Linked DNA regions of Homo sapiens: region 1 is linked to region 2. The links are chromatin loops, found by intact Hi-C in ENCODE. Cell type or tissue: IMR-90. All regions are shown on one strand. Each heading gives the region's core, and the rest is flanking DNA. Links, peaks and the distances in the headings are about the cores only. Region 1 overlaps SRBD1 (S1 RNA binding domain 1). Region 2 has its middle 28 kb from the start of SIX2.

Region 1 (10,802 bases), core at 887-8,886, 600 kb after region 2:
AATCAGCATGCACATGCAGTTTCTTTATTTACCTGATGATGGTGAATGTTTCTTATGTTGCAGGAAAAATGCTGGTAGAGCAGAAACTTATCAACATCTTTCTCATTTACCTTTTTTGAGGATACTTTTGCCAGAGATGACTGGATACAAACATGTCTCTTCTGGCACCTGTTCAGATACACAAGTGTTCAAAAAACAAGCAGTTATTAATTTGTGCTTTAGTAAAGAATATATAGAAATAAGGATAGCAAAAAAAGTTAAGCCATTACCAAGTGAGTTTTTTTAATGATGCCCAGCTATGAAATTGATATTACTACCCCATCAAAAGGACTCTTTGCCTATTCATACTAGCATAGTCCTCCAGATCTATTTATATATCTACTCAATCTTCCCATAAAATGCCTAAATGAATTCAGAAACCATCTGCAATTATGCAAAAGATCAAAACTATCTATAGAAATCAAACCAATAGCTCTGATCTAAATATCAGACTTTTCTAATCACTAAGACAGTCACAGTCAATTAAAAACTTAAAAAAAGAGAAACAAAAGGATGTGTCAGGACAGCTTCCAATAACAATTTATAATACTGAACCAAATTTAAGTGGCATAATTACTTATAAAAACACATTTTAAAACCTGAGCAATTATTTTGCTTCAACTCATTCCTGCTGGAGCCACTGAGAAAATACAAAAGTTCTTTCTAGCAACAGTAGTCAACTAGGTCATCTCCTCCTTTCCTCTCCTCTGCACAGCTCAAACAGCTAGATATGTGGAGGGAGAGAGAGGAAGAACAAACCTCTAGCAGAAACCTGTCTTCTGATACACAGCAGAAAAAGAACAAAATAATACAAAAATAGGGTTTTTAATTAATGTGTTTTTTTAATGATGCATAAAATCCATAAGCCCAAGAAGGCTCTAGGTCAAAGATCTTTAATGTCTGATAAATTGGGACTGTGATGCCATAGATAAGCTGCTCTCCTCAACAGCTAAAAATCATTTGGAGGTCAGTACTTTTATTCATATCTGATATTACACATTCTCAAGTAAAGCCAATCACTGGTAAACACCAGAAACGAGATACTATAAAATAAGCATACATCACAATCAACATGTTTAAAAAGCAATGCCACTCTAAAGGACATGAATCTCTCTTCGTATATATTGTGTAAGGCAATGGTTTTTAAACTCATCAGGCCCCTCCACTGAGATGCCTCAGTGTAAGGAGGGTGAGTAGGCAGAGTTCCAGGCTCCCTGTCCAGAATTCAATTAAAACAACTTTACTTTTATCTGTTTTATATATTTGGGCTCTGTTGTTTGAACAAAGAGTTTTGCTACTTTAAAAAAAAGTCTGAAAACAAAGTTTTTAATGAACATTGGTATTAGCACTAACCGTGTGACCCTTAACAGCATGAGTCCATAAAGCAGAAAACTCCATAAAAGAGATACTCACAAGTTCCGAATGAAGTCAAGCGTGTCTTTGTCTTTAGCAATCATATCTGCTAAAATATGCTGCACTCCTATTTCAATATCCTGAAGCGTTGAAAGCCCTTTAGGAGAAGGGTAAAAAGGAAAACAAAAACAAAAAGTATACGATTGGTTTTAAATTCTATAACTAAATCACAGTAAATTAATTCCAGTCAAAATAAAACCTTAAGTTGACAGTCTTAAGACAGAAAGATATTGCAGCAGTATACTAGCTTCCCTTTGTAACAAAAACAAGTCTCCAAAAGCAATAATACAGACATAATACATAATATACTGCCCAGTGGTAAAAATGCATCTCTGGAGCCAGCTGCCTTGTCGAATCCTGGTTCTACCATTTGCCAGTTGTGAGACACTGGGCAACCTACTTGACTCCTCTGTACCTCAGTTTCCTATAAAAATGGAATCATAACAGTACCTCCTTTATGAAGTGATTACAAATACTAAAGATGTTATGGGAAATATATATTAATAGAGTCAAAACCCAAGGGACACTACTCCATTTGTTTAAAAAATTATCCTTTAGAAGCAATTTCTATTTTGGATTATGGGGCATTTTTTCACATTTTCAACGACCCATTTGAATTTCACAAATCTCAAAAGCACAAAACAAGAGTTTTCATGCAGTTGTTCCTCTTCACAGTTAAATTGTCTACAGATGAGCATTAAGTTCTCTTTAAGCATTTCTAATTTGCTAATTTATAGCAATGAATCTTGTAAATCAAGGTCTTTCTGATATCAACTTACACTGAGAGAGATCATTTGCACTGCTTTGTTTCATTTCTTTTGTCTTTATCATTCTATTTGCATGAAACGTTTTTTGCACTAAACCTGAATTACACAAGCACTGCATATCATATGTATATTTTCCTGTAAGTAAAGTTTTAATAAGTAATAAGGTACAAAAGCCAAAGAGGACAGGAAGATATTTGTTATGGCATAATTAATAAATAGAAAATATCTAGTTTGGTTGTGTTAGGATAGCTATGTTACCTACTGAAGTAATTATGTTTACAGTTGACCTTTAAACAACATGGGTACAGGTCCACTTCTTTTTCTTTTTCTGAGATGGAGTCTCACTGTCTTCCAGGTTGGAGTGCAGTGGTGCGATCTTGGCTCACTGCAACCTCTGCCTCCTGGGTTCAAGTGATTCTCCTGCCTCAGCCTCCCAAGTAACAGGGATTACAGGCACACACCACCACACCCAGCTAATTTTTGTATTTTTAGTAGTGACGGGCTTTCACTGTGTTGGCCAGCCTGGTCTCGAACTCGTGACCTCAAGTGATCTGCCCCCCTCAGCCTCCCAAAGTGTTGGGATTACAGGCGTGAGCCACTGCACCAGTCTGCACTTCTACATGGATTAATTACAATAAAAGTTGGAACAAGGGTGCCTGCCTCTCGTCACCCCTTCCACCTCCTCCACCACTTCTGCTTTTGCTATTCCTGAGACAGAAACAACTCCTCCTCCTCCTCCTCCTCCTTTTTCTCGTCAGCCTATTCAATGTGATGATGAGGATGAAGACCTTTATGATAATCCACTTCCATTTAATAAACAGTAAATATATTTTTTCCTTACAAATTTCTTAATAACATTTTCTTTTTTCTAGCTTACCTTATTGTAAGAATACAGTATATAACACATATAACACACAAAATGTGTGTTAATCAGCTTTATGTCATCAGTAAGGCTTCAGGTCAACAGTAGGCTATTAACAATTAAGTTTTTATAAAGTCAAAAGTTATACCTAAATTTTCAACTTTGAAGAGGGAGTCGGGGGGGGTGGGGGTTGTTCCCCTAATCTCTGTATTATGCAACGGTCAATTACATTTTAAAGAAATTTAAAGAAAGAAATGTGGCTAATGAAACTAATAGTAATTCTATTTACATTTTAAGAAAACTTTCCTATGAGGGAATTTTCAGTAACAAATTACCTTTACAAGATGGGAGACTGTATATCTAATGGACTTAAAACAGCTATAACACATAGAGCACTCAATAAACATTTGCTCTTCTGTTAGCTCTCTCAGTCTTCATCTAGGAAAACCATTCACAAGAACTAATTCCTGGAGTTCCAAGTATCCCAGAGCATCATCACATGAAGTTTAATGACAACAACAGGGTGATAACTCAATAGTAAAGATGGAACCTACAGGGAGAACCATTAATGGAAGCAGAGGACAGAAGAAATTATAGACTTTGCAATAAGAAAGGGCCTTTGAAAATCCCCCATCATAAGAGGGGAATATAATTTGAAACTTTATGTAATTAATGAATCTAATTAAAATTGTGCTAGAGCGCTAGAGAAATGTTGTAAAGTGTAGTCCAAGGACCCAAAAATAAAATCATACCAGGTACTTGTTAAAACTATGAATGGCTAGACTGTGGAAATGAAGTACTTCACGGAGTGTCCCAGATAACTCTGATACTCATTCAACTTTAAAAAACTGCCACTAGGGAAATGCCTTGAGCTACTTCTAGAGCAGTGGTTCTCAATGGGAGATAGAAATTATCAGAATCATTTGGGACACTCTTTCAAATTACATTCCCCTTCTCAGTCCAACCAGGGAGAAAAATAATTTAAAAGGAAAGTCTTCTGTGTTTTGAAAAAGCTCCTTTCCCAATCAAAGGGAATAGATCTTGTGGGTTTAATACAGCCAAGATAACAGATGTTCCAAAAGTTTAGCACCTCAGTTAAATCAGGAGGAAATATGGTACACAGAACCAGAAAATCATATCCTTTGCCTTACAATGAAATCTTCCCAGCTACAGAATCTTCAAACCTCCACACCTGTAAACAAAAACCGAAAGGCCAACATTTCTTTTCACTTTCTCCGCACTTAAGCTACCTCTTCTTATGTATGACAGAACTTCCTCTTGGACACGAAAGTAGTATTTTGGATCTCCCAGGACATAGTCCATTTGTGGCACAGTATAGCTTTATGATTCAGACCAAATGCTTACTGGTCTGTGGCAAGCAAGCAAGAAGTGTCTTCTACTGGGGAAAAAAAAAACTGAACTATCTGGTTTCTTAAATATTTCTTTCAGGAATGATAGGAATTATGAAACTTCTTTCGAAAAACAAGTAAAATTAAGGATGATCATGATTGTGTGTAACATAAAGGAGGAGGAGACAAAGAGAAAGAGAAAACATTCCTATCAAACTTAAAAAAAAAAGCAGTACCTAGCTTATATAGACTTACTAATAATAATTCTACATTTTTGATCAGGGTAAAAGAAAGAGGGAGTAAAGCAAACAAAAGTCCTCACACGTCTGCTAGTACAGTACTACTGTAACTGTGCTAGACCCTGAACTATCCACATTATAAGAAGTATCACCAAGTGTCCATTGTCATATATTCCAGCAGCATCACCATGTAGGACAATCCAAAGAGATATGGTTATCAAAAACCTACCCAGTAGGAACTCAGTGTATGAGAGAACTCAAGAGACCTTGGTACCAAAGGTAGTGAGAAGTAGAAGGAAAGAAAATCAACCACAAGGAGAAAAATAAAAATAAAAGCAGTCGATAAGCCTTTGTGCATCTAACATTCTGAAAGTTTCAACATTCCATTTTAATAAAACATATGATGACTGGGCACAGACAGTTTCCCACTGTGGTTAACCTTAATGCTTAGCTATAGTCTTAGCTATTATTAAAATATTAAGTGTTGCAACCATTTGGAAATCTAACTATAAATACACATTAAAAATTAAACAAACTTGAATTTTACTCATTTCAACCCATCTCTAAATTCACATAATCCTTTTTTACTTTTTCATTATTGCCCTTCTCCAAACATTAAGATTAAGTGTGTTTGGGTATGAACAGATATTTGGATTTTACAGACACACCCACTCAGTTTTTTAAATCACAAATTCACATTTGCTGGGTTATGTAAAATAAAAACAGGCTATAGTATGCTATAATTTTCTACAGATTAGTACATACTGTGGATTTTGTTATCAGAGACTGCCCCCTACAGACATTTACATGTCCCAGCCTATGGGATCCACAGAAGGACAAAAGAAACTGGAGGTGGGGGCGGGGTGGAAAGACGTAGGTCAAAGGGTACAAAGTTGTAGCTACATAGGCTGAAAAAGACTAGAGTTCTAACATACAACACGGGGGCTACAGTTAATAATATCGTAATGTATACTGTGAATTTGCTAAGACAGATTTTAGGTGCTCTTAACACAAAAGAAGGTAACTATGTGAGATGATGAATATGTTAATTTGCTTGATTATCATGTATAGAATAGTTTGACTATAATACTCACTTCACTATGTATTAATATATGTATATCAAAACATCATGTTGCACATGTTAACTATATAATTTTTTAATATTAAAAAAATAATTTTTTGAGAGTAGAGACCACCAAAACATCAATTTCCCCACTCAATCCTAACAGCGAATTCCTGAGAAAAAGCCACTCTTAACCAAAGTTGTCACTCTAAGACTCATTTTTACAATAAAACCAATGCATCTTGACATTTATCAACTGTCATTTCCCTTGAGTTTTTCTTAGAAATATGTCTCCCTTACTTCTTCCCTCTCTTATTCTCTGTTGTGCATGCACACACACAAAACAGGAAGATACACTTGGAGGGAAATTTCAGAAAAATACACTTTACTTCTACAGTAGAAGTGTGAGAGTGGAGCTTCACTTTACACTTCCTGGATGTCAAAACTCTTGACATTTTTAAAGAGTATTTATGACTTTTGCAAGTAAACAAATTTTCAGAAATAAAAGCTGTAACAGACAATATAGGAGAATCTTTATAAACTTGGGATATGAAGGAATTTCTTTAAAAAGAAAATACAGCTATTATCTTAAAAGATGATTAACTATAATAAAACTCAACTAATACCTATTTATCAAGGGATGCCATAAAGAAAGTGAAAAGACAAGTTACAAACTGGGAAAAAAGATTTGCAACACATATAAATGACAAAAATTATTTTAAAATAATAATTTTAAAAAGAACAATACAATAGAAAAACGGGCAAAAGACTAGAACAGGCACTTCATCAAAAGAGAAAAGCTGAATGGCTACTCAATAGGTATGTCAGGATTTATTTCAATTATTCTACATACGCTGTAATATTCTTTTGTATAATCAGTACTTAACAAAACAGTTTTTTAACATACGTTTTTAAATTAAAAAAAAAAAAAAAGAAACAAAGTTGATCTCTGTAAATAAAGCCAGTACCTTTAACGTCAGGCCTAATGTACGATAGCAGACTGAGCTCCCCTGGTTTCTCAAGCAGTGCCCTGGCTGCTCCTTCTAAGCCCAACTGTCTTGCTCTCTGGGCTTTAGTCCCTTTGCTTCCAGTTTTATATGGAGCAGACTAGAAAATAAAGACAGAAAACATATGATTATGTTTTAAAAAAACAAAAGTTAAAACTAGGTTACAAAATTAGAGGACATGCTGAGAATGCTAAAGAAATCCTTTTCTCAATCTTTTCCTCTTCCTTCAGAGATGAATTAAAACTAATTTGAAAATGCTTTACTGTATGAAGATGGTATGTGCTTTATCTTATTCTTTATATTTTTCTATATGCTAAATTAGTTGCTTGGTTTCACTCATCTTAAAAACTCATTGCTTGGACTGCAAAGTCCTCAACTCAAGCAAGCTCCTTTAAAAGTGTTCTACACATAATTCTACTTCTTCGTTTTTTTTGTTTTTTTCTTTTTTTTGAGATGGACTCTCGCTCTTTCGCCCAGGCCTGAGTGCAGTGGCGCGATCTCGGCTCACTGCAAGCTCTGCCTCCCAGGTTTAAGTGATTCTCTTGCCTCAGTCTCCCAGGTAGCTGGGACTACAGGAGCGCACCACTACGTCCAGCTATTTTTTTTTTTTTTTTTTTTTGCATTTTTAGTAGAGACAGGGTTTCACCATGTTGGCCAGGGTGATCTTGATCTCTTGGTCTCGTGATCTGCCCGCCTCGGCCTCCCAAAGTGCTGGGATTACAGGCGTGAGCCACCGCACCTGGCCGGTCAATTCTTCTACTTCTTTTTTTTTTTTTTTTTTTTTTTTTTTGAGATGGAGTCTTGCCCTGTAGCCCAGGCTGGAGTGCAGTGGCACGATCTCAGCTCACTGCAACCTCCTACTCCCGGGTTCAAGCAATTCTCCGCCTCAGCCACCTGAGTAGCTGGGATTACAGGCACCCGCCACCACGCCCAGCTAATTTTTGTATTTTTAGTAGAGACGGGGTTTCACCATCTTGGCCAGGCTGGTCTTGAACTCCTGACATCGTGATCAGCCCACCTCGGCCTCCCAAAGTGCTGGGATTACAGGCTTGAGCCACCGCGCCCAGCCAATTCTTCTACTTCTTAATCCACTCACTCTCCAACCCACCATCATCTGGCTTCTCTTCTCACATACCTTGCAGGAAATGATATCACAAAAATCCATGATGATCTCCTAATTACCAAATATATATATTTTTTTCAGTCTTCATTCTGCCAAACTTCTCTGCTACACATAACTGCTGATCATGACCTCCATCTAAAACTCTCTTCCCTGCTGTTCCAGGGCACCATCATCTCCTGATTCTCCTCATACTTCTCTATTTTTTTCCTACCTCCTTATGCTCTCACATCCTCCATCCACACTTCAAAAGGTGGTAACCTCCAGTGGTCAATCCTGACCTGCTAACAAACACTTCTTGAGTTCTTCCATTCTCATGGTTTCACGTACCAACTACAGGCTGAAGACATCCACATCTGGATCTCTAGTTCAGCCCTCTCTGATAAGCTTCACGTTTGTATAATCTACTGTCCTTCCCTACTTGACTGGAAATTCCTTGAGACAAAGACTATGTATTTATTCATCTTTGTAAACCCAAGTGCCTAGCACAAAAAAAACACTCTATAAATATTTATTGAATAAAGAATAAATATTTTGTTGCATTAAATAATGGTGGCTAATGACGTTAGCTTTTTATTTCTTGGTGTTCTTTAATCATAAGAAGACCCAAATTGCAATATATTCAGGTATTACATTAAAAGATAAAAAGGATTCCTTACCACGTGTTCTAGTTCTTCAAAAGTTTTACAATTCAGCATGGCTTTTAACAAGCACTCAGACATCTTCCCTTCCTTCTTAATTTTCTGGATTGTACTATGAACTTTCTTTGCAACAGCCCTGAAAAGAGAAACTTTTGTAATATACCAAAACTGTATGTCAAAACTTTCTTTTCAAAGCTACCTCAAACTTACAGAAAAGTTGCAGGTAAAGTAAAAGGAACTTTATTGTCTCTGAACTGTTTGAGAATAAGTTAACATCCCTGCACTCCAACACTTTAGTGTGATTTCCTACAAATACAAATCTTCTACATAACCACAAAATAACCATCATTATCAGGTAATTAACACTAATATATTACTACCATCTAATGCAGAGCTCATTCAGGTTTTACCAACTGTCCCAATAATATCCTTTATAGTGGATTCAGTTAAGAATTATGGGTTACATGTAGTTGGCATGCAACTACAGTCTCCTTCAAGCTAAAACAATATTTTAGTCTCTCCTTGATTTTCTTCTCCTTGATAAGGCCTTGATGTTTTTGAACGCTACTGGACAGTTATTTTGTAGAATGTCCTGCAGCTTGGGTTTCTCTGATGTTTCCTCACAATTAAATACCGATGGAGCATCTTTGGCAGAAATATCATAGAAGTCATACTGTGTTCTTACTACACGTTATTAGGTGACAAATGATTTTGATTTGTCTCATTACTAATTAACTTTGATCATTTGATTAAGGTAGTATCTGTGGGTTTCTCCAAGACACAGGTACTCTTTATTCCTCTTGTAATTATAAGTATTTTGTGGAGAGGTACTTTGAGACTATATAATTATCCCATTCCTCATTAAACTTTGAATTTATTCACTGATTTATTTATATCACTATAGATTTAATGGTTTTTTATTTTACTTAGTGCTACAATCCATTGCTATCATTTATCTTAATGTTCAAATTTTTCCAGATTTGGCCAAAAGTAACCCCTTCAAGCTAGCTTCTGTGTCCTTTTGACATGTATCTGTCATTCTGCGAGCACTTCCTTATTCTCTGGCATATGATATTTCAGGCTTATCTTCTAGTTTCCCTGCCCCAGCCCTGGAATCAGAAGAATGATACTTAAAAACCAAGGTATAGGTACTAGATATGCTCATTGCTACTGGAGTATCACTGCTCAGGATGGGCACACCTAGCACCCATAATTGGTTTCCAAATACCATTCCCCACTAAAAAGAACCAGGATTCCATGTAGAAAAGTTGATTCCAGGAATCAATTTACAGGGATCACTAAACAACTAACGACAAAAGGAAGGGTGGGCACAGTAGTTCCCCCACTTTACAACAGGTTTTCACTGTGAATATACAATCCTGTTGTTACAGTTAATGCTTCTCATCCTATTGTATTACCTCCTATTTATAGAATCTGCCTAATAATGGTATTGCTAAAATGATGGGCAAAAGTTAGAGATGATAATATGATTTATTCAAAATGATCGATGGAAAAGAAAATTAAATCTACTTGTAAATTAAAAAAAAAAAACTAAAGGCAGAAGACTATAAATTAAAGAGAAGAATATAAATTAAAAAGAAGAATATGCAGTACTTAGATTACAACCTGTATGTCTTCTATAGTCATGGTAGCCCAAGACTGTTTTCAAGGGCTAAAGCCTACCAGGTCATTTTAACAAAAAGCCAATTCCTTTTGTCCTATTAGCCTGCATATAAGGAAGAAGAGAATTATCTTTAGAGAAAAATACAGAAAACTTTTCTTACTATCCAGAATCATACTCTTTAATTCACTTTTCAACAGTGAATTTAAAAATGTTTTACGTTGCAACCCAGTATACATACATATAGATGCTACATAATTGAAACATTTCATGAAACAATATTTGCCTTTACCACATAAATGTACTCTTGTATTTTCTATTCACTATTTCATTTTTTAAGTGGTATGACTTATTAAATTGGTTTTACTTCTCATGTAGGGGTAGCAATTAACAAATTGAAAATCAATGCTCTAGTTATAGAAAATGCTGAGCTCAAGAAAAAATAAAGATCATATCTCATTACCAGAAAGAAATTTCTGTATTATAGAAAAAGATCTCTTAAGTTCCAGTCAATGCCCCCACTTACTTCAAGGAATATTCACTCCTCTACTAATATTCAATGTATTCCCCTATTCATAGAAACCCAGAGAATGGAATTCTTTTGCAATAGAAGGGTTTTTTAAAGAAAAAGAAAATAATAATATTCTTGATATACAGCTCCTATTTGTCTCCCATACAACC
Region 2 (10,802 bases), core at 1,862-9,861:
CTCGTGGTGCTGTGGTCATTAGCCGGGAGTAAACGGAGTCTGTCCCACCTGGCCCACGAGGGCACCATGTCAGGGTTTGGGCACATAGTGGTATGTGATAATGAGCTTTGTTACACATTCCCTTGGTACTTCAGTTTTCCTATCTGTAAAATGAAGGCAACAATATCCACCTTATGGGTTTGTTATGAAGATTAAACAACAAATCAAGACACGAAGCAACTGCCTGGCACTTAGTAAGTGCTCAGTCAATGCAGGTTACTATTGTAGTTATCATCATCATTATGACAAAGATTATGGTTATTATTCTTGCTTGTCCTTTGGGCACATACTTCCCTCAAGAATGCATTGGAAGCTGGGTGCGGTGGCTCACGCCTGTAATCCTAGCACTTTGGGAGGCTGAGGCAGGCAGATCTCCTGAGGTCAGGAGTTTGAGACCAGCCTGGCCAACATGGCAAAACTCCATCTCTGCTAAAAATACAAAACTAATTAGCCAGGTGTGGTGGCACATACCTGTAGTCCCAGCCACATGGGAGGCTGAGGCAGGAGAATTGCTTGAACCCAGGAGGTGGAGGTTGCAGTGAGCTGAGATAGCGCTGCTGAACTCCAGCCTGGGTGACAGAGTGAGACTCCGTCTCAAAAAAAAAAAAAAAAGAATGCATTGGGTTCATTGGGTTCAGACGCTCTTGGGCTGTGGTCTTCCAGCTGTAGCCTCCCATTTCTATGACCTAGCATGTCTACATTCACACTGACTATTTTTTTCCTCATCCTTTGTGGGAAACCTGCTTCTCCTCCTGAATGCCCCAGTTTGGTGAATGGCACACTATCCCTTAATGCATGGCGTCCCTTCCGTATCCTTCCCTTCCCTCAGCCCGCTGTGCTCAGCCAGTGTGCAAATCACATCTGGGCCCAGCTACCCCACTCCAGGAGGAGTTGGTCACTCACTCACCTGCACCTGGAGTGCTTTTCCATAAGGCCAGAGTAGTGCTTGTCACATATGCTGTCATTTTTGTTTTTAAGCCTATCTTCCCTGTACAGAATGCCTAAGGGTTACGTCTTCTGTTTCTTTTATGAGGCAGGTATCAAGGATGGCTGGATAGGAAAGAGGGTGCAGGGAAGCATTGTGAACCTTGGGTCTAGTGACATCGCTATCATTCTCTCTAAACTTTAATGACCCCTCTTTGCGGTGATTAAACTGAATCTGCTCTCGCTCCTTCTAGACACTCAGGAAAATGAAGCAACCATTTCCTCCCTCCACCAGGATATGTTGATCCTAAGCCCAGAAAGGTTAGGCGACTTGCCTAAGGACACAGAGCAAATAAAAGGATTAACACATCTGAATGCAAGACATTGAGGAGTTGACACTGCCAGTTCCTCCCACTTCTTAAACAAAGCATCAGTGTGCTTCCCTGGCACCATCCACAAAGGGTGGGTGGGTTGAGAAGCGGGAAGATGTAGAAGTATGGGGGTTGCACTCAAAGCCATAGGTTTGGGGGACTTGTCTCAACACACACAGGAGAGGGGAAGGACAAAGTCAAAACAAGTTCCAGACTTTTTCTGGCAAAGAAATATGCCAGAAAGATTTGAACTGTTCTAGGGAAGGCTTGCTGGAAGAAACCATCTCTCTTCTCTGACTAGGCACCCACTCCTCTGTTCAGGCAACAGCCAGTAGCAATCTTTAAGGAAGACATAATCAGGCCCTCTTTTGCATAGCTGGAGATACTGAGTGAGCTATTTTCAGATGCCCAGTTCTGGGAGAGTTAGGAGATTTAGGTGTAAGCAAGATTGGGATGAGTTGGAAAAGGAGGGAGGAGAAGTGTGGCCAGGCCAAAATGACAGAGATTGACAGGGAAGTAGAGAGACAGTGCTGGTATGGGGCCACTGGAGCAGAGGAAGGTGTAAGAGTGATGGCCACTGGCATTTACTAAGCATCCACTGGGCACCACAGCCACGCCAGGGGGATGGTAAACTCATTTTACGGAGGTAGAGACTAAGGTTAGGGGAGGTTGAGTAAATCACCTGGAATTACAATGGCAGAATCAGCATTGGAACTCAAATCTCTGACTCCAGATCCCAGGCTCTTTCCTTTGTTCATATAAAGGAGAACTTTGGGGTTGGGTCTAGGGACCACAGGGCCAGGGTTTGTTTGCCTGAAGGGGTAGAGAAGGATTTCATGACAGGGGCCATCTCTCCCAACTCTGTCCTCCAGACACACACACACACACACACACACACACACACACACACACACACACACCACACACATGCCCATTCCTTCAACTGGCTGGAAAGTGCAGGATTTGGAGTTAGAGATCAGGTTCATCTCTGAATTATTGAGTGGATAGCCTTTCTATCTCTGCACTTCATAAAATCATGACCACTGTCAGGCCAGGCGCAGTGGCTCATGCCTGTAATCTCAGCACCGTGGGAGGCTGAGGCAAGTGGATCACTTCAGCCCAGGAGTTTGGTACCAGCATGGGCAACATAGCGAAACCCTAACTTTACAAAAAATACAGAAATTGGCCTGGTATGGTGGCATGCGCCTGTAGTCCTAGCTACTCTGGGGGCTGCGGTGGGAGGATCGCTTGAGCACAGGAGGTCAAGGCTGCAGTGAGATGTGACAGCACCACTTCACTCTAGTCCGGGTGACAGAGTGATGCCTTGTTTCACAAAACAAACAAACAAACAAACAAAAAATCGGATCTCCCAGAGAATATATGATACACCTAAGTCTTTAATAACCATATGGTTCCTGATAGAAGTTCATAATATTTAAAATATTAATGCTATATAGTTGCTATTGCCACTGCTCACGCCATGTTGAGAATTGAGGGGCGTTTTTTTTTTTTTTTTTTTTTCCCCTTGAGACAGAGTCTCACTCTGGCCCAGGCTGGAGCGCAATGGTGCGATCTTAGCTCACGGCAACCTCTGCCTCCTGGGTTCAAGCAATTCTCCTGCCTCAGCCTCCTGAGTAGCTGGGATTACAGGCACCTGCCACCACACCCGGCTTTTTTTTTTTTTTTTTAGACGGAGTTTTGTTCTCGTTGCCCAGGCTGGAGTGCAATGGTGTGATCTTGGCTCACTGCAACCTCTGCCTCCTGGGTTCAAGTGTTTCTCCTGCCTCAGCCTCCCTCCGGAGTAGCTGGGATTACAGGTGCTCACCACCACACCCAGCTAATTTTTTGTATTTTTAGTAGAGATGGGGTTTCACTGTGTTGGCCAGGCTGATCTCGAACTCCTGACCTCAGGTGATGCACTCGCCTCAGCCTCCCAAAGTGCTGGGTTTATAGTCGTGAGCCACCATGCCCTGCCCTAATTTTTGTATTTTTAGTAGAGACGGGCTTCACCATGTCAGTCAGACTGGTCTCGAACTCTTGACCTCAGGTGATCCACCCCGCTCAGCCTCTCAAAGTGCTGGGATTACAGGCATGAGCCGCCGCGCCTGGCCGAGGGATAGTGTTTTAAGAGGCCTGACCTAACCTCTTGTGAAGAGCACAGGGAAGACCAAGTGGACTTTTCTTGGTCTCCATTCATCACTGAGGTAAAACAACCTGGCCATCTCATCCATCCCCCTGCCTCTCAGCTACCTCCCTGTCGCTCCTCTCCTCATTTATCCAAGCATTATCACTTCTTTTAAACTTTTCCTTGAAGGAAGTTCTGAGTTATTCTTGAGGATTAATTTCATACCTTTAGAGCAAGATTCTTACACTTTTTTGTGTGCCATAGCCCCTCCTCCCTTCCCCCCTCCTCCCTTCCCCCCTCCTCCCTTCCCCCCTCCTCCCTTCCCCCCTCCTCCCTTCCCCCCTCCTCCCTTCCCCCCTCCTCCCCGGGCAGTCTGAATAACACTTTCAAACGCACAAAAGATAATACATAGGACATCAAAGGAAACCAATCATTTTGAAATACAGTTATCACAATATTTTTAAAGCAGTGATATAGTAATATGTGCTTCTCCATTAATGGATTAAAGAATAAAATCTACTGGCAGGACTAGTAACCACTGGAGTTTTAAAACACGGATAAGCATAGATGATATTTGCAGAAACCTGCCACTACTGTAATGGGATTGGAAAATATCTGTTATCACTGCTGTTATCACTACTGTGGTCTGTTACCTACATTCATCATTTTTTAAAAAGCTAAATTTCAGTTGGAAGTTAGTGAAGATAAAGACGTAAGCCTTTTCCCAACCAAAGTCATGGACCCCTTTGAATTCTACCTATTAATCTCTTGGTGAAGGGAAGGGGGTGTCTGTGGACTCCAAGTTAAAAGGATTTGTTTTAGAACAGTGTTTCTCGCAGTGTGGTTCCAGCACCAGCGATATTAGCATTATCTGGGAAACTATCAGAAATGTAAATTCTTGTCCCCACCCCAGCAGATTTACTGAATCAGAAACTCTGGGGTGGGGCCCAGCAATCTGTGCTTGAATAAGCCTCCAGGTGAGTCTGCTATGAGCTCAAGTTTGAGAACCACTGCCTTAGAGTTGGGTAGGATACAATCTCCGAAGCAGAATGCATGGCCAAGATGACTCCTTCCCCTCAAAGTCTTAGAGAATGATCTATTGCCTATTTTCCTGCTCCACTTCCTTCAGACTAACTCTGAATCTGGGGTAGACTGTGGTTTGGAGTTTAAAAACCCGAGATCCTTGTTAATGCGTAATGAAGTGCTACAAAGCAGCTTCTGTCACAAGGGTGGTATAAAATACAGCTGCAGGGACAGCGGTTAAAGTTTCACTCTTTTATGGACATAAAAAATAATTGGCCTTCTAATTATCTCCATAAAAGTGAGAAAACTTGCCTGGCTTATTGGCATCTTTATTAGCACTAGGAAATAATTAGACATCCTTAATAGCTTTCTAATGATCCCTAGAGGAGGGAGCCATTTTTAGGGCATCTGCTGCCATGATTGGGTCATTATGGAGCCCTTCAGACCTGGTCTACACAGAGTGGAGTGCTTGCACATTCATCAGTGCCCGGTACTGGCTTTGGATCTCTGATGGCTCACGTGCCAGGAAAGGCGTATCTCTCATGGGCCCATGACTCTTTCCGGAGCCTTGGCAGCATCTGTCCCTGGTCTGGGAAGAGGACCCTCACTATGGTGGACTGACAAGGGGGGCTGATTATTTATGGATAGGTGAACCTCCTCTGGTCCTATCTTTTTAAGGAACTTGGAGCATGTTTATTCTATACCAGTCTCCTTTGGGAAAGATTGCTAGGCTTGTAACATTGCAATTCTCAGACCCCAAAGCACAAGCTTTGAAAAACTGAAGTCGTATTGGTAAGCAGGACAGTGGTTTTCCACCTGGTTGGTACATGGCACCCTTGCAGGTTTGGGGTCTCTGGAGGATTGAGCTTTAGGGCTGAGTGTTAGGGAGGAACGGAATCTCCAAGTGGAGGGAATCCGAGCCTACGTTTCTCCAGCAGGTGGCGCCATAACTTTACCTTCCGCGTCTCCGTCGCCTGCGATGGAAGCCGAATTTGCAGGCAGTGATGTGAGGCAGCTGTCTGGGAATCCTCTCCTCTGTATTTAGGGCTTTAATATCTCATAGAAACCCACATCATCTTCTCTCCAACTGACCTTCTCCAAGCCACTCTCATCCCCAAACCCTCGATATTTCTGATTCTTTATCTGAGAATCGTGAACAACCCTTCATAAACATGTCAGAAATACTGACGGTCCTTCCAGACCTGGAACACTGTGGAAGAGTTTGGGCAAGTCATAAATGATGCTCTCGATCACTCCCACATTCTGCGACTGTCCCCAGACCCTCCGCCTCTTCTCAGAGGTCTGCCATCAGGATCTTCAGCGTGTATGATTTGCTTACTTTGTCAGCCTAATCATAAGGTAACTTGAGCTCATAGCAGACTCACCTGGAGGCTTATTCAAGCACAGATTGCTGGGCCCCACCCCAGAGTTTCTGATTCAGTAAATCTGCTGGGATGGGGGGCAAGAATTTACATTTCTGATAGTTTCTCAGATAATGCTAATATTGCTGGTGCTGGAACCACACTGCGAGAAATACTGTTCTAAAACAAATCCTTTTAACTTGGAGTCCACAGACACCCCCTTCCCTTCACCAAGAGATTAATAGGGTTTTTAAACATCTCTCAGGGGTTAGGTAAAGCCACAAGGCAGATGATCATCTGGATTTCACTCTGAACAGTGTTTGGAAAGATGGACTCTGGACCGATAAGGTTGGAGCATACATACATATGTGTGTGTGTGTGTGTGTGTGTGTGTGTGTGTATATATATATATATATTTTTTTTTTTTTTTTTTTTTTTTTGAGAAAGAGTCTCAGTCACCCAGGCTGGAGTGCAGTGGTACCATCTGAGCTCACTGCAACCTCCACCTCCCAGGTTCAAGCAATTCTCCTGCCTCAGCCTCCCGAGTACCTGGGATTACAGGTACAGGCCACCATAACTGCCTGATTTTTGTATTTTTAGTAGAGATGGGGTTTGACCATGTTGGCCAGGCTGGTCTCGAACTCCTGACCTCAAGTGATCTGCCTGCCTCGGCCTCCCGAAGTGCCAGGATTACAGGCATGGGCCACTGCGCCGGACCAAGAGCATATATTTTTACACATGTTTACACCTTACTACATGAGTTAGGACTGATCCTGGTTTTACAGAATCTCAGAGTTCACTTACCTAATTCAATTGCTTACCCAATGCAGGCATCCTTCCTGCAATTTGACAACTTGATAGCAGCAGGGTCCCTTCCAGTTTGCAGATGATGTTCATAGCTCTTTAATGCTCACTGCAACCCTGTGAGGAACACTGGTGAAGTGACTCACCCAAGGACTCCTAGCTACTAAGTGGCAGGATTTATTAGTGTCATCTGACTTCAAGGTCAGCACTCTGTGCAACACAGCTACCTCCCCATCATGCTTGGTAAATGTTTCTCCACTTCTTTTCTTTTCTTTTCTTTTTTTTTCTTGAGACAGAGTCTCACTCTGTCGCCCAGGCTGGAGTGCAGTGGTGCCATCTCAGCTCACTGCAACCTCCACCTCCTGGGTTCAAGCGATTTTCCTGCCTCAGCCTCTTGAGTAGCTGGGATTACAGGCATGCGCCATCACCCCTGGCTAATTTTTGTATTTTTAGTAGAGATGAAGTTTCACCATGTTGGCCAGGCTGATCACGAACTCCTGACCTCAGGTGATCTGCCTGCCTCAGCCTCCCAAAGTGCTGGGATTACAGGCATGAGCCAATGCACCCGGCCCATCCAATTCTTAGTGAATACTGATACAATGGCCACAATTACTCCCTCCTAAGGTGGTGAGTCCCACTGTTTGAGACCTCGGGTTTTGAAAAACACTTTCCTTATTGTCTGGTAATCCTCTGCTGCATAACCACTTTACCCCAAAACTTAGTGATTTAAAACAACAGGCTGGGTATAGTGTCTTACACCTGTAATCCCAGCTCTTTGGAAGGGTGATGTGGGAGGATCGCTTGAGTCTAGGAATTTGAGACCAGCCTGGCCAACATGGCGAGACTCTATCTCCACAAAAAGTAAAAAAAATAGCCAGGTGTGGTGGCACACACCTGTAGTTACTTGGAAAGCCAAGGTAGGAGAATGGCTTGAGTCCAGGAGGTTGAAGGTTCGGTGAGCTGTGTTTGTGCCACTGCACTCCAGCTTGGGCAACAGAGTGAGACCCTGTCTCAAAACAAAACCAACCACAACAAAAAACCCCAAAAAACCAAAACCAAACCAAAACAACAACCGTGTTCTTCTATCTCATGATTTTGTGCACGAGGAATTCAGAGAGCACTCGCTTGGATGATTCTTCTGTTCCGTGGGGCATTTAGTTGGCCAGTGAGCTGGTCTGGAGGGTCCAAGACAGCTTCTCTTGCACATCTGGTGCCTTGGCAGGGAGGGCTGGAAGGCTGGGCTGGTCTGGACCTATCAACTAGAGCACATCATGGGCCTCAGGGCAGTTGGGCTTCTCTCAGGGAGGCTCAGAGCTCCCCAAGTGAGCGAGGGAGAGTTCCAGTAAATGAGGTGGAACCTGCATACCCTTTTATGACCTAGACTTGGAAGTTACGTAACACCACTTCCACCACATCCTCATTGTCAGAGGCCTGCCCAGGTTGGAAGAGAAGGGAGATAAATTCTGCCTCTTGATAGGACAAGTATAAAAACTTTTGCCACCATGCTTTGAAACCACGTTATTTAATTGAAGTTAGCTTTTCTGTATCTGCCTCTAGCTGTACACTTTCTAAATCTAGTCTTTATTCTCTATTTAAAACCTTTTTGTCAAGGTTCAAGGCAGCCTCTCTAGATACCTAAGGTCGATGACTCAGTCCACAAAATGATGCCTTGGGGTGAGACACCAAAATAACAGAACTCTCATTCGTATTTTAATTTTACCTAAAGAATGTAAAGTGAGCCTTTACTAATGTTTTATATAAGATTTGACACTGACACCCACCTTCAGGCTGTGTTTCAGGTGGGTATTTGTTACCTGCTATACACAAGCTATGCCAAGGGAAGAGGGGGTGTTCCCCAACAGGATTGCAAGTGGGGACTTGAGCCATTTGTGTGCCTTGTGTTACAGAAATGCTTGAGTTTATGGGTGCCAAGACAATGGGATCTAGCTTCAGTAAAATTACCCATCCCCAAATGGTTAAGAAACTTTCAAAGATTTTTGTAAACAATCTTTAGATTGAAAAACTAGACAATTAATACAATCAAACAATGGGAAAAAAAATGACAGAGTAGGCATTTCAGCTCCTGGCTTGGACACTTCATCTGTCATGTTATGAGGTGAAAACAATAATACCCTGGTCAGATCAGACAAGGCCAGACCAAAAAAAAATAAAAATTATGGAGGTTATTTGAAATATGAATTTGCATCTACTATTGGTATTGCTGTTAAATTTGCATCTACTATTGGTATTGCTGTTAAAAATAAGATATTAAAATGTTAGAGCTAATTTTATACCTTATTCAATTTTAATAATTTTTATGTGGTTTATAATGTACATAATATCGTATACTATATATTTAAAATACATATATGGGTCATGCTCAAATATTTTTTTCTGATTCAGCATATGAACAAAAACTTTGGAGACCAATGGAATCTATTTCCATCTTTCCATTAATTTAGCAGATATTTATTAAGCATGTACTATACAAATGTACATAATATACTAAATATTAAATATACAAAAATAAGTAAGGTCTTTGCCTTCAGGTATTTTGGAAGATATGTTTTTTTCAAAATTACAGCTGGACGTGGTGGTTCACACCTGTAATCCCAGCACTTTGGGAGGCCAAGGCGGGTGGATCACCTGAGGTCAGGAGCTCGAGACCAGCCTGGCCAACATGGTGAAACCCCGTTTCTACTAAAAATACAAAAATTAGCCGGACATGGTGGCACGCACCTGTAATCCCAGCTACCCTGGAGACTGAGGCAGGAGAATCGCTGGAACCCAGGAGGCAGAGGCTTCAGTGAGCTGAGACTGTGCCACTGCACTCCAGCTTGGGCAATAGAGTGAGACACTGTCTCAAAAATAATAAAATAAAATAATAAAATTATTTGAAATAAAGTGTCATGATAGAATTGTTCACAAAGTACTGTGAAACACTCAAGTAAAAGTACGTCAATTCAGGATGTGCGCGGTGGCTCATGCCTGTAATCCCAGCACTTTGGGAGGCTGAGGCGGGTGGATCACAAGGTCAGGAGATTGAGACCATCCTGGCTAACACGATTAAACCCCGTCTCTACTAACAATACAAAAAATTAGCCAGGCACGGTGGCGGGCGCCTGTAGTCCCAACTACTCAAGAGGCTGAGGCAGGAGAATGGCATGAACCCGGGAGGTGGAGCTTGCAATGAGCCGAGACCACACCACTGCACTCCAGCCTGGGCAACAGAGCAAGACTCCATCTCAAAAAAAAAAAAAAAAGTAAGTCAATTCTACCTAGGGGAATCAACCATGGAGGACTTCACAGAGGAGGTGACATACGTAACAAGTGCATGGTGGCAGACACTTGCCTTCTTGTTCTTTCTCTTCTTTGGACCTTCTCCAGCTCTGTTATGGCTTCCTTTGAGCATAGTGATCCATTTTGCACACAGTATTCCAAAGAACAGGGAAGAAGAGTATTTCCAAACCTCTTCCGGTTGACATTTGGAAATAGGCTATGTACTCCATGATGTCAGGGTCCACGTTATGCACATAATTGCAAACTGGCACTGGGTATGATGCCTGGCACATCATAGACTCTTGATTAATATTGTGCAATTGAATTGCATTGGACTTCTTGACTACACCAGTTCATTAGTTAATGTCTTTGGAGAGTAGCTAAGAATAATCTGTGTGCCTTCACCTTCAGCTCCCAACTCACACATTTAGGTGGGTTATTATCCATCTCCAGTCTGGCCATCACTTACCTCAGTTTACTGGTCTTTTTCTCAGGAGCCTTCATGAGATCTTCCTGAATTTGTTCACATCCTCTTGGTCCTTCACTCCCTCAAAAGCATAGTGTCTTCTGAAAATCTGGAGATTTTATCATATTCTTCCAGATTATTCATAAAAATTAGGTAAAAATATTTCTGGTACTGATTCAATAGGCTGGAAAGTGGAAAAATTAAACTCTCTCTGTTTTTCAATAGCTTATCTCCTCCTTAGCTATGAAAAAAAAAAACAGCTGTGGGTTTTAAACAGACCTCTTCTACTTCTGGGCTTTTCCTGAGAGAGGCAGCCTGATAAAAATCTGAACTAAAAGTGAGAACATCTCTGGAAGTCGCCTGAGTCCACACAAATTCATCTAGGGATCTATGTGGCTGAACACTTCCTG

The links. A loop is a pair of places that touch in the nucleus more often than their neighbours do. Peaks named below come from ENCODE experiments on the same cell type or tissue, not always from the same donor. Only the 100,000 strongest peaks of a DNase experiment are listed, where the experiment ranks them.
Region 1: a loop joins it to region 2, with 17 times the contacts of the local background. A loop is called at or near these places in 21 of 110 quality-filtered maps.

What each region holds. Positions count from the first base shown.
Region 1 is chr2:45,573,175-45,583,976 of GRCh38, forward strand. It overlaps SRBD1 (S1 RNA binding domain 1), which reads right to left. Exons shown (of 21, transcript NM_018079.5): 6 at 8,519-8,636; 7 at 6,701-6,839; 8 at 1,453-1,549; 9 at 33-168. Among named protein-coding and RNA genes, the nearest start is that of SRBD1, 33 kb to the right of the region's middle. In IMR-90, for the core only: a CTCF peak has its summit at 5,464 (motif pointing left); a DNase peak (open chromatin) is centred at 5,457; H3K27ac peaks cover 320 bases.
Region 2 is chr2:44,976,369-44,987,170 of GRCh38, forward strand. No RefSeq gene overlaps it. Among named protein-coding and RNA genes, the nearest start is that of SIX2, 28 kb to the right of the region's middle. RefSeq lists an enhancer at 1-335. In IMR-90, for the core only: a CTCF peak has its summit at 5,426 (motif pointing right); a DNase peak (open chromatin) is centred at 5,453; H3K27me3 peaks cover 2,286 bases.